2 separate regions of the Mus musculus genome follow, and region 1 is linked to region 2. A link is a contact called in ENCODE POLR2A ChIA-PET data. All regions are on one chromosome and are shown on one strand. The core of a region is the stretch at or near the end of the contact, and the rest is flanking DNA. Distances in the headings are between cores, read along the strand shown. Region 1 holds the start of Tbrg1 (transforming growth factor beta regulated gene 1). Region 2 holds the start of Siae (sialic acid acetylesterase).

Region 1 (6,348 bases), core at 1,908-4,407, 43 kb before region 2:
CTGAGGATTCTTTTCCACGAGGGCTCAGATTATGGACTATGAACACCTTCTAAAATCTTAATGAAGCCTAGGTGTATTCCTAATAGTCCAAAGCATACTACAGCCAACCAGTGAAGGTCAGGAGGTGAAAAGGCTGCTGCCAAGCCTGAATACCTGATTTCAATGCCTGGGACCCAAATGGTGAAAGGATAGAACCGATTCTCCAAGTTACCTTCTGATCTCCATACACAAGAAAAGTAAACAAAGGAGTATTAACATGCAAGTCCCATCGATCCACTTCTATACATTCTCCATTCACTGTTTCCTCCTGGCATCTAATTGTCACAGCTTAGCTCTGATTCAAAAGACGGTGCTCTATCCCCAGTACCCTCGTGACTCTTAATAAATATTTTTAAACTGTATATTATGTATTTCTTGAGAGAATTTTTTTATACAAGTCATTTAGATCCCTCTTCATATAGGTAATAGAAAAGTCAGGTTGCTTCTGACAAATTCATGTCAATTGCCATAAAGCAAGCCAAGAGCTTATAGATGTTCACAGATGACATTAATAAAAGTTTCATGTCACTAATAAAAGTTCCATTGTTCAGTGAGTACAGAAGCGCTTTCATGATCTAGACACTACACAATACTTCAGTCTCTCCTCTTGTTTCCTCGTTACGTAAAAGATAGACGTGAGCAATCAAGTGAGGAGAAAGGAGTCCTAGAAGATACCCCAAGCCCTGTTCCTATTTGTACAACTTAACAAACTACTTTAAAGCTCTGTCCCCAGCTTTGGGTTTTAAAATCATTAGAATGGCTGGAAAAAAAAAAAAAACGAAGAAGAATGGCTGCACCACCGCTCTATCTTTGTAGCTGTACTTCCTGACTACCATAATGTGTCTTTGCAGTTAGAAGCTACAGATAAGTAGTTCCTGCTATTTCAAAAACAAAGACACCAGAGCACTTTGCCCCACATGTACACTAGCAAAGGATCGCTGTCATCAAAAGATCTGTTTTGTTATAATAACATTTACATTGTGGTTCTGATAACACACCACCTCTCCCATCACGTCCTTCTCCTTTCCGTCCTCCTTCACCTTCACTTCTGCCCAGCTCTCTAATCCAGACCTGTCATGGATCTTCCTAGAGGATCATGGGAAGAAATACCATGAAAAGGAAATCTGATCCACCATGATTTGGGAGAAAAAAGTAAAATAAAAATAATGCTTATGAAAAAGTCATAACTTTTAAAGATGATAGCAAAAAGAAACATTGTATTCAGTATTGTCTAACTTCTGTGAAAAATCAAAACATATACTAAAATATTAATAGTAGTTCATCCAAAGAGGCAGTATTATGGGTGTCTTGGTGGTTTGGGATAGGGGGAGTTATTATTGTGTTGTTGTTGTTGTTGTTGTTGTTATTTTTTTCAAACCTTTGTTATGTGTCTACATGGATGACAGGTGTGTACACATGTGAGTGCAAGTGCCCATGTCAGATCCCCTAAAGCTGGAATTACAAATAGCTGTGCGCTACAGGATGTGGTTTCTTGAAACTGAACTTGGGGCCTCTGTTACTCATTCATTCATTCATTCATCCATCCATCCATTCATCCACCACTCATTTTGGAATGCTAGAAATCAAACCCAGAGCTCTTCACCTATAATATAAGTGCTTTGCCACTGAGTTAGATCACAGCCCATGGATTTTAAAAAAAATTCCCCAAGCTGGACATGGTTGTCTATGGCTATAGTCCCAGAATTTGGGAGATAGAAACAGGAGGGTCAGGAGTTCAGGGTCATCTTTCCCTACACAGAGAGTTTGGCACTGTTAAGAACCCAGTCTATCAAAGCCAACAAATAAACAATACCTTCTTTTTTGTCAAATTTGCAAGAAAATTGCCTTAATTGTAAAAGAAAAAGTCTCAAGTGAAAAAAAAAAATAATAATAAACATGTTTGGGACTATTCCACTGAAGTCTACTGGCCAAAAGAGCTTTCAACTAAAGCAGAGGCTGGGACTTTCCTCCTCATAGACACAACACACGAAGAAGATGAATAATACAAAAAGTCAGATAGATGTCAAAGTCTATGAGAACAAAATGCAGCTAAACAGCAAATCAGGCAGTTAAAACTAACGCTTTATTAAGAATAAAGTCAATTTCGATTACTATGAGTGCTTTCAGATTCCAAGCTAGAATTCCAGTATATATTTTCAAAGCAGTGTATTTTATAAGTTGTCACAATTCTGATGGCTTTTAAAACCAACTAAATCCACAGGAGCACCTTAGGTATTTGTGAAGGCAAATGGTACCCTGGAGTTGCATTATTAAGACCCAACCAAGTTCAAAAAAAGCAGCTTGTTACATGGGCAGTCATAGAAGAGTATCTACACGCTTTTTCTCTTGGGTTGCAGTTTGTCAAAACTGCAATGGTTTTTACAGTTTTCAGAGATTAAATACTTGGATCACTTACTGAATTCTAAGTTGTCTTTATCAGTATTAGGTTTTTCTCTAGTAATTCAGTGAGCGCGTTAATTATGTAACATACTTCTTGGCTTCCATGTACAACCGTAAACGTCTAGATTTGGAGAATTTAACAATAATTATCTTTTATATGAGTACACTAGTTTGGAAATCCACCCCATCTCATTTCTTACTTTGAGAGGGAGAAAACAAACAACAAAAACAAAATGTGAAAAAGAGGCTCAGTCAATTGGTTTGACACTACTGAAAGAAAAAAACGATAGGAAGTATGTGTACTTGAAACGCTCCTGGTTTCATTTTAAAACCACTGAAAGCCGACCTTGTGCTACTTAACATTTTATTAAAACAGTTTGCTAACTAGATACCAAGCTTTGGGGCAATCAAGGTCTTGTTTTACTATCCCCGAAGTTCACAGCCTAAGAAACACTTGTGCGATCAGCACATATGGGAAACTGAGTTCCCCGCATTAGTATTTAAGTCTGCTAAAACCCCAGGAAGGCCTGCTGCTCAGAGCAACCTGGGAAAGCAGATGTGGACGTGCATTCCCTGAGGGCACCTGCCTGAGCGTCTGCATCAGGACTTTAAACTCTTCCCTACTTCGCTGGCTATCAGCCGGGTAGGACCGGTTCTTTCCAGCTCCAGCTCCTTGCAACCCTGAGCCACACCCGTCCTCCCAGCCCACCGCTAGGTCCGAACCACCGCAACTTCCAAACCCGGAAGTTACACGTGGCGGTGCTTTTGCGCAACTTCCGGCGGGTCTTCCTTGGGAAATCGACTGGGAAGTGCCGAGGATCGCCATCTGTTTCTGCCTGCGCTCCATCCCCTCCGCGCCCCGGAGCTCCAGAACCCGGTCTGATCATGAGCGTGTTGAGCGGCCTGGCCTCCGAGCCGCGCACCCCGCTGTCCAGCAAGGCCAGGATGAAAAGGCTCCCGAGGAAGAGCCAGAACGAGAAGTACCGGCTGAAGTACCTGCGGCTGCGCAGAGCAGCTAAGGCCACGGTGTTTGTGAGTCTGGGTTTGGGTGGGGACTGTCTTCCCCACCTCAACTCTCTCAGAGAAAGAATATCCGTCCAGTGTTAGTTGCCTCGCTTGGGAATATTAGTTCCATATCCTTGCATAAGTTATTCCTCTAGTCCTGTCAACTCCTCTATAAATGAGGACTGAAGAGTGCTCCGCCAGCAAACTTTAGTCATTACCTTCTTGCTACTTTTCGTTTCGAGCCTAAGGAGTGTCTTTTAAGGCGAGCACACTGAAATGAAGCCCAGAGGGATGACGTGCCCTAACTCCAACTTGGATACCCTGATTCCAGTTTATTATTTACTCTACACAGCCTGTTTCCTAAGTACACCCAACCCTAACGCCATGGCTGCCGCTTTCGTAAACAGGCACCTAAATCTTTCAAAATTGTCCTGGTTGTAGCTCCCTTTGACGAGGCTTCTAGGTGTTTCTGCCTTCCCTCCATCCGAAACTGAAAGTGGAACTCAACATCAGGAAACAGGCTACCTCCTCCTGCTGAGGTGTATAGACACTTCCTGCTTTAATTGTAGGGATTTAGGATTTGATGAGTAAACTTCTTTACCAGCCAAGAAGTATTAGGGTCTAATAAATCTGATAACAGTCTAATAAATAGACTATTCTAGCTTAGCCAGTCACCTCAGTGCTTGCTTGGTAATAGGTATACGGTCCATATACCCTCACATCTGAACCTGCAGTTTAACACTTCTTTCTACAAGGTCTTTGTAGACGTATCGGGAAAAGTTTTGACTTTCAATTTGTTGTTGCTAAAACATTTAACGCTTGTATATGTGTCGAGGGAAATATGAGTAAATCAGGAAGTCAACACCTTATACTCACTGTTCTCTCTTGTCACATGATGTCAGAGCCTGCCTAATGCTTACAAGTCGACATTTAAAGATAGTGTTGGTTTCGTTAAGTATACAAAGATCTTATGAAACCAAAGGGTCTCCGTGTACTTAAACCAACTGATGCCTTGAACACCAATTTGAGGCTCCACCTGTGAAACACCCAAATAGGCATTTCCTTCAAAACTGGTTTCAAGACAGACTGAGCCATCAGTAAAGAATGATGGTACTTGGGTATATGCAAATAGATGATTAATTAAGAATTTTACATGCAAAACTTTTCATCCTTTTCTCTTCTCTCCCCTCCCCTCCTCCCCTCCCCTCCCCTCCCCCTCCCTCCCTCCCTCCCTCTCTCTCTCTCTCTCTCTCTCTCTCTCTCTCTCTCTCTCTCTCTCTCCCTGTAATTGTTCTGTAAGATACAGTGGGTCAGATTGTCTTTGCAAGGTCAAAGCTGTAAGCATAGAGAGTCTTTAGAATTCTGTAGTGGAGAACAAAAAAGAATTTTGTAGGGGGTCTAAATTAAGTCCAAGTCCTATATCCTTTCTCTGCCAAAGGCCACACTAATTGGAGTGGCCACACCCATTGATTTGCCCAAAGAGTGCAAGCCCTGGTGTACCATCTTGTTCTGGCATGAGCATTAAGAATGTCCCTCTTCATCCAAAGGTGTCCATGCAATTACCCTCCCTGTAATAGAACCCAAACACTTGGCCCTGCAGATTTTTTTTTAAAAGAAGTTTCTTTCTTTTTATTCTTATTACTGTGTGTGTGCCGCCGAGCACGCATAGAAGTTATCAGGTAACTGTCATTCATTCCTCTCCTTCCACTGTGGGTTCTGGGGCTCCGATTCGGTGCCTTTCCCCGCTGAGCCAGCTGTACAGACTCTGTATTTATTAACAGCATGCGCAGAGTAGAACCACACTTCTCTTACACACTGCAGCACAGAGGGCTCTTTCAATCTGAGATATAGATCTTGTCACCAGAAAGGAGCCTCAAGTTTTAAGTTCATTTTATGTGATTATAGTCCTTTTTTTTTTTTTCTTCCTTAAAGGAAAATGCTTCCATCTGTGATGAAATTGCTCGTCTTGAGGAAAAATTTCTTAAAGCAAAGGAAGAAAGAAGGTGAGCCAGCTTCATTTTGCTGTTGCTGTGATTATCATTGTCATCATTATTACTGGTGCTGTGGATTGATATTATTATGGTGGCTGATTTTTTTTTTCCCTCTCCTCTGGATTCCTGCACATCGCAAAGCCCCTTGACCACTTGAGGCAATACAGAGGAATTCTAAACCTGTGTGCTATATCCCACCCAAATAACTTCCCAATTATGAAAACCAAGGGATGATTTAAAAAAAAAAAAAAAACCACTGTTTCTCATTCTACTAATATTGGCTTTGTTTTTCCCTATGCAAATTACAGTGGGTATATGGATACCTCTGATTCTATTCGTATGAATATTCTCCAGACACCTCAGGCCTTCCACCCTAAAGGTAGAAGATCCCTGCAGGGACAAGAGAAGTTCCAGCCAATATCTTGATTTCTTCAAGTATTGATTATCCTGCAGGGCTTCATGGCCTCTGTCTCCAATAAGAGCCTTATTGTGTGATAATCTTTGTATTTAGTCTGTAATTCCCACTGCTTAAGCGAAACGTTGAATTGAGAGAAAAGCCAGAGTTCATGCCTGTCCTCCCATCCCTCTCCACCTCAGATACTTGCTGAAGAAGCTCCTCCAGATACATGCTCTAACTGAAGGGGAGCCACAGGCCGCTGCTCCTTCCCACAGCTCCAGTTTGCCCCTGCCTTATGGTGTCACCAGCTCTGTGGGAACTATGCAGGGAGCCGGGCCCAGCACTGGGGCCGAGGAACCATTTGCGAAGAAATCCAAGAAGGAGAAGAAAGAAAAGGGCAAGGAGAACAGCAAACTGGAAGGTATTTTAAGAAGATAGTGTAGCAGTGGCCTCGGAGGCTCTACTGATAGCAAAGGCCTGGTAGAACTAACTGGTTCTGACTGAGTAACAAGTAGC
Region 2 (6,063 bases), core at 1,308-3,807:
GCCCACTCCTAGTAGCTCATAGGTCCTCTAATGTTGCTGTACCCATCTTTGGCTCCTCCTCTCCATCCTATCAATGCCAAACCCCTTCAAGTGTTTTCTCTTGAGGGTTTATTTTGTTGTTGATGATGATGTAATTTTGTTGATTGGTTTTGTTTGTTGCTTTTTGTCTTTGATGACCTGGTTTACCACACTTACGACTGTGAAAATGTTTCCTTTCCAGTAAGCTCAGATAAGTCAGGAGACAAAAATACGATCGTGGAGAGACAGAAGGTTAAAAATCTCTGAGAAAAAGTCTTGTCACCATTTCACAAGCAAAGAAAAGAGGAGGCACACTTGCATATTGGATTCTGTGCTAAGAATCACTAACAAGACTGAATAAGAATTCACTTTAACGAGATCTTTTCTATTTTTAACTCATAGCCTATATCGGAGAACTTTTTAAATAACAAGCATTGATCCAAATGATCCCAGTGAGCTCATAGAAATTTAAGTAGGAAAATCATAAAATCATCCCAATTTGTCTCAGCAGGGGAGAGTTTTTAAAAATCCTACAAAGAAAATATTTTACAAAATTAAGGGCTTTTTGGTTTGTTTTGGTTTGGTTGGTTTTTGGTTTTTTGTTTTTAATAAAAGTGATAGACAGGGAAGAGAATTAGAATTAACAAAGCTGACATTTTCCTTGCTGAAAGCTACAAAAGATGGCAGGCCCCTTAGGCTATACTTAACAGGGCAGTCGAGCTAATGGGGGTCCCCTCACAAGCTTGGTGGCCTATTAATACTGCTTTTTAAGTTACAGGCTAACCCTAAAAATCCTCAGTTTTCTTTCTCACTCCGGAGCTAGTTCGATCAGGAAGCCTACATGGCAATCAAGGATTATCCGGAAAGCTTAACAACCTCAAGAAGCATGTACCATGAGCAAAATACTCTGGAACCACAACATCCCAGAATTGCATAAGCAGGATGGCAGCCTGCTGGGGAAACCGGGAGGCATATGTGTGGGAGGGCCCTGTCTTGGGTAGATACAGAACAAAAGCTGAAAAGTAAACGCATAAATAAGAGCTAAGCAAAGAGAAGACTTGAGTTGGAAGAACAGAGTGAAGAAAATATTCCTTACATGGGCAACAATGTTGCAGTCCATAGGATGGGGAATGCCTTCCCAAGCCCTTCTGTGTTTGCCAACATTCAGTTATAGAAGCTCTTTGTGAATGGATTTATGGTGAGAAAAAAAAAATTTAGAGGTGGAAATTATCTTTATAATAAACGTGTTAATTGTGTTACTACCGATGAAGAGATATAACCTAACCACATTACCCATCAAGGGACTAGAGCACAAATAGATTAAGCAATTTTAAAGAATAATTAGAACAGCTATGAATTCAATGAATATCTCTTTAATGATACCTAGTACTTTACACATTGAGACTGCAACCCTGGAAGGAAAAATAATTCCAATAGTAGATAAAAATTCTTGCTGCCAAGGATCTTACAATCTACTAGGAGCTTACTCGTGTAGCAGAGTTCTTAAGAAAGAAGACAGTAATGTCCTTGACAGGCCTCAGAAGGTAGTTTATGACAGAATGAGAATCAACGTCATCTAATTCCAAAGGAATTGCAATTTCATTTTTGCTGTGAGGATAATGGTAATGGGACCACAAATTCCTAGCACTCCAGCCAAGAGCTTTATCACTGAGCTATATTCTCATCCCCCCCCCCAAATTTCATTTATTGACAGTCTATGGATGAGGTCCACTCTTTCAGTGATACAAAGAAAAGAAGGGTGGGTGGCTCCAGCAGTAACCTTTTACTTTAAGTGAATAGATTCCTATCTTTTGATATCTCCATGCAGAGGGCAATGTCCAGCTCAGGTTAGTCAGATGACAAGCTCTGACCTGCACAATGGCCAGTGTGAAATAGCTCCCTCTCCAGTGTGATGAGTCTTACCCCTCCACTAGTATCTCTTAGGCTGTATCAAAATTCAGAGCTGAACCTTAAATTATTCTGAGCTAGTGAGGGGGTTGTATTTCTTAGCCCTAATAACCACTTAGAAACTAGTAAAATTTAATTCCCTCAAGGCACCCATCCCGACAGAAGCCCTCCCCAAGGGCACTACTGAGGGGGCAGGTGTTGAAGTATTTTGGATGACTCAGACACCTGTTTCCAAATATTATCTAACTAAGCTTCGCCCCCTTCTCTTTGAGCTCTCCTCAAGGCTTCGGTCTGGGGACTCTGGAGCCTATTCCAATGGGTAAACCGAAGTCTCTCCCTGCCTCCTATGCTGCAAATGAGGTACCCTGCATGAAAAAGGCAGTAGATGGGCCCAACAGTACCTTGAGCCAGAACTAGGTGCGAAAAGTCCAGTTCTGACTCAAACCAGACCTTTAAAGGGGACGCATGCCATGATCCTGCAGAAGATCTGAAAGGCAAGGGTCCGGCACAGCTGTGACACCTCACCTGCACTTCTGCTGACTCGCGCGATTATGAGCAGCACTATCCCAAACACAGGCCCCGGGGAAACCATGTTTGTGAAGATCCTGATTAACCCGCCGAATTCAGGAAGAGCCCCTATGCGGGGGCGGGGACAGGGCAGAGGCGTGGTCTTGCGTAGTGGGCGGGGCCTGGGAGGGTCTACCTATCGGGCCCCACCCTCAAGCCTTCAGTACGCGAAACCATCAGCGGCGCGGCGCGGCGCGGCGCAGGGCGCTCCCCTCCCGGCCTCCGTAGTTAAAAAAAAAAGAAAAAAGAAAAAAGAAAAAAAAAAACGGTTACCCAGCAACGAGATAAAACACTGGAACCATCCGCACCAGCTTGAAGAGAAAGAAGAGGTGAGGCAGTTTCCCCCACTCCCTCTCCAATGTGGAGGCTTCGCCATTTTCCTTCGTGCCGTAGTCTCTCCGCATCTCCAATACTCCCGCAACTCCTGGACCAGACAGAGAGCCTGGCAAGCCCTTTCTCGGAGAATCTGGAACGCTAGGTCTTTGGCGTCCCGCCCACGGTTTGACCTGCTTCCCCTCGACAGCCTGTCCTCCCCCGCCCGGTTCAGGGCTTTACACAGCTCTCAAGATTCGATATCTAATCTGCTGTTTGTGGCCAAAAGAGAGAAAGGGAAGAGACTCCACAGGTTAGGCCTTGTTAAACCTCTAGTCCTCCAGCCTCGACCCCAACCAGCGCCGCCTTTGTGCTTCTTGGGGGAGGCAGAGGGAGCACACGCCCAGACCCGAAGCTCTCTTTTCTCAATAATCAAATCCTATGTCAGCCACCTTTAAGCCAGTCCTCGAATAATAAGATAAAAGAAGGCCTGAGAAAACCAGAAAATAAGATTCCCCAAACATCAAAAGCTGACTCCCAAATACACGACCTCCCCTTTCACAATCCCTCATCAGAAAGCAGAGGCACTTGAGAACATGCTTCAAAAGTTGGGGCTGAAAAACAAGTGAAACTATTCAACAAATTATAATAATTTCTAGAACGACTAGATTTTTGTTTGCTTGCTTGCTATTTGTTTGATTTTTGGGTTTTTGAGGCAGGGTTTCTCTGTTTAGCCCCTGGCTGTCCGGAAACTCACCCTGTAGACAAGGCTGACCTTGAACTCACAAAGACCCACCTACCCTTGCCTCCCAAGTACTGCACTTGAAATAGTTTCTTCTCAGCAATGTAAAGGGGATTGTTTATACCAGCTTCTCAGCAATCATTGTCTCTTCAATACTGTGGGCTTGCAACATCTACCCTCACCTCTTAAGGACAGAAAAACAAAGTACTTAATCTAGTGAAAACTGTGGTTCTCTAACTTTGAAAATATGTATTTGTCTAATTTAATGGATCTGGATTTATGATACTATAATTCACAAAGCATAGTGTTTATCCACCAGGCTGGCTCTAATCGCCGCACTTGGGAGACAGAGGCAGGTAGATCTCTGAGTTAGAGGGCAGCCTGGTCTACATAGTTACAGAACAGCCAGAGCTATGTTGAGAGACTCTGTCTCAGAAAACAAACAAAATAGTTCAGTGGTAGAATTCAAAACTCTAGGAGAAAAGGATAGACGTGGTGGGGTGAATTTGGTGTTCATTTATTTAGTATGTGCATGTGTATGGGCACGGCCTCCATGATGTCGTCAGCCTATGGAAGTCAGAGAACATTTTGTGAGAGTCAGTTCACTTCGGCCACAATAGGATGTGCGTGGATTTGATTCAGATCTACTGAGATAGAGAGAGCACCAGGACCTAGATTGTGTGACTTTTTTCTTTTTAAAGTCCAAAATATGGTATGTGTGTTTGAGAAATGATTTGAGTCGTGATAGTGAGTTGGTTTGTGAAACTTGTGATTATATAATTTAAATTAGGCACTTTTTACTGAATCTTTAGGTACCATATAGGCAATTCTTTCCGAGGAGATGTCGATTCCTTTCTCCAACACCCACTACCGAATTCCACAAGGATTTGGAAATCTTCTTGAAGGGCTGACACGGGAGATTCTGAGGGAGCAACCGGACAATATACCAGCTTTTGCCGCAGCGTATTTTGAGAACCTTCTAGAGAAAAGAGAGAGTAAGCTCTTTTAAAAAAAAAAATAGGAATTTTAAAATAAACTAAGCATTTCATTATGGTAAAACTTAAGATTGAGGAATATACATGTCTTCAGCCTGTGACCACCATGTACGTGCAAACACATATCTAGCACTACACACACACACACACACACACACATACACACACACACACACACACACACACGGGAGCATGAAAACATACACACATACAAAAAAGAAAAAAAGAACATTAAAAATCATGGTCATTGTGCAGAAAGCCTTTATAAGGCCAGTGGTTGCAAGTACGGCTCTTACTGTTTGCAACAGGCTGTGACAGTTCAGTACCCTGCCATTCTCTCTGTATTTCTCACAGATGCAGTATGGAAGGACCCTATTCTCAGGCAACCCTGCTAGCTCACTGCCTGTTCTTCCTGAGAGGATAATTTGCAGTTTTCTTTAAATTTTGATTCTTCTCATTTGAAAGTATCATAAGTGTTATAAAAATAATTTAACACTCCCTAGATTAAATAAACCGGGTTTCGCTGGGGTATATGAAACTGTTCTTCAACGAAGGCACAGAAACAAACTGCTTTGGCAAGTGAATTGCCAGCTGGGAAGGTAATTTACATTCTATGTACTTTCCAGGTCCCATCCTGCACAGAGACTAAGGTTCATGCTAGCAGTGACTTTGATTTTAAGCCAAAGTGAAGTTCCTATACTTCCTTTGTACGATGTACAAATCCCAGCCTTGACGATTCATGAATATGAGGATCTGGCTCACAGGTCAAAGGGGGAAAGAACAATTATCATCATGTTTGTGCTGAAAACCTACTCTTGCCTGGAACAATCATAGTATAGAAGGTTTGTTACCATTACTTTAGGCAAAGTAGACTGGAAATACCCCTAAGCAAACAGATGTTCCTTCATAAATCATTTTACAGAGAGAGGAAACCCAGGACACAGATAGAATCCAAATAACTCACACACACTGAACAGCTCCACCTCCTGTCCCTTGTGATCCTGCCTTTGAAGAACTCAAAATTTCCACCAGTTTCCTGACTCCTGCTGGTCTGTTTCATATCCAGTCAGGGTGAATGTTTGCTGCACAATCTACAATATTAGTAGGGGAAAGCTATTAAGATATATTGTCTGATTAAAAGTAATGTTTGTATGAACATGAATTTGGTTATTGTAACATTGACTTTTACAAATTCATGCAGTAAAAATCTTTAGTCATTTGTTTAATTTTAGAACTCAGGAGCATACCATTAAAAAAATATTTGAGTCATTGTTACCAGGTCACAGTAATAAAAACAATTGATGACTAATGGCCTTAGAATACTAGTTCTCTGATAAACAAGTGGCTAAAACCATTTGAAAAAAAAACTTAACCACCACACCCACTTCCACTTACGTCAACTAAAGGTGAATTACCAACTGATACAGTGTAAAAACTTAACCTTCACAAGTATAATCAAAATAAATGAGTGTGGACTTCTAAACCAACAATGTCCGGTCTCCCACATGGCAAGAATTCCCT

What was found. ChIA-PET counts read pairs that join two places held with the same protein, here RNA polymerase II (POLR2A).
Region 1: POLR2A ChIA-PET joins it to region 2 with 18 read pairs in Patski. The contact joins the promoter of Tbrg1 here to the promoter of Siae in region 2. POLR2A ChIA-PET finds 5 or more read pairs at or near these places in 2 of 5 experiments (Patski and embryonic stem cell).

Annotation. Positions count from the first base shown.
Region 1 is chr9:37,654,121-37,660,468 of GRCm38, reverse strand. It overlaps Tbrg1 (transforming growth factor beta regulated gene 1), which reads left to right and starts at 3,157. Exons shown (of 9, transcript NM_025289.3): 1 at 3,157-3,471; 2 at 5,377-5,447; 3 at 6,033-6,253. The coding sequence starts at 3,325. Panx3 (pannexin 3) reads left to right here. Exons shown (of 4, transcript NM_172454.2): 4 at 1-567.
Region 2 is chr9:37,610,315-37,616,377 of GRCm38, reverse strand. It overlaps Siae (sialic acid acetylesterase), which reads right to left and starts at 2,557. Exons shown (of 10, transcript NM_011734.4): 1 at 2,452-2,557. The coding sequence starts at 2,518. Spa17 (sperm autoantigenic protein 17) reads left to right here and starts at 2,658. Exons shown (of 5, transcript NM_011449.2): 1 at 2,658-2,822; 2 at 4,360-4,542. The coding sequence starts at 4,389.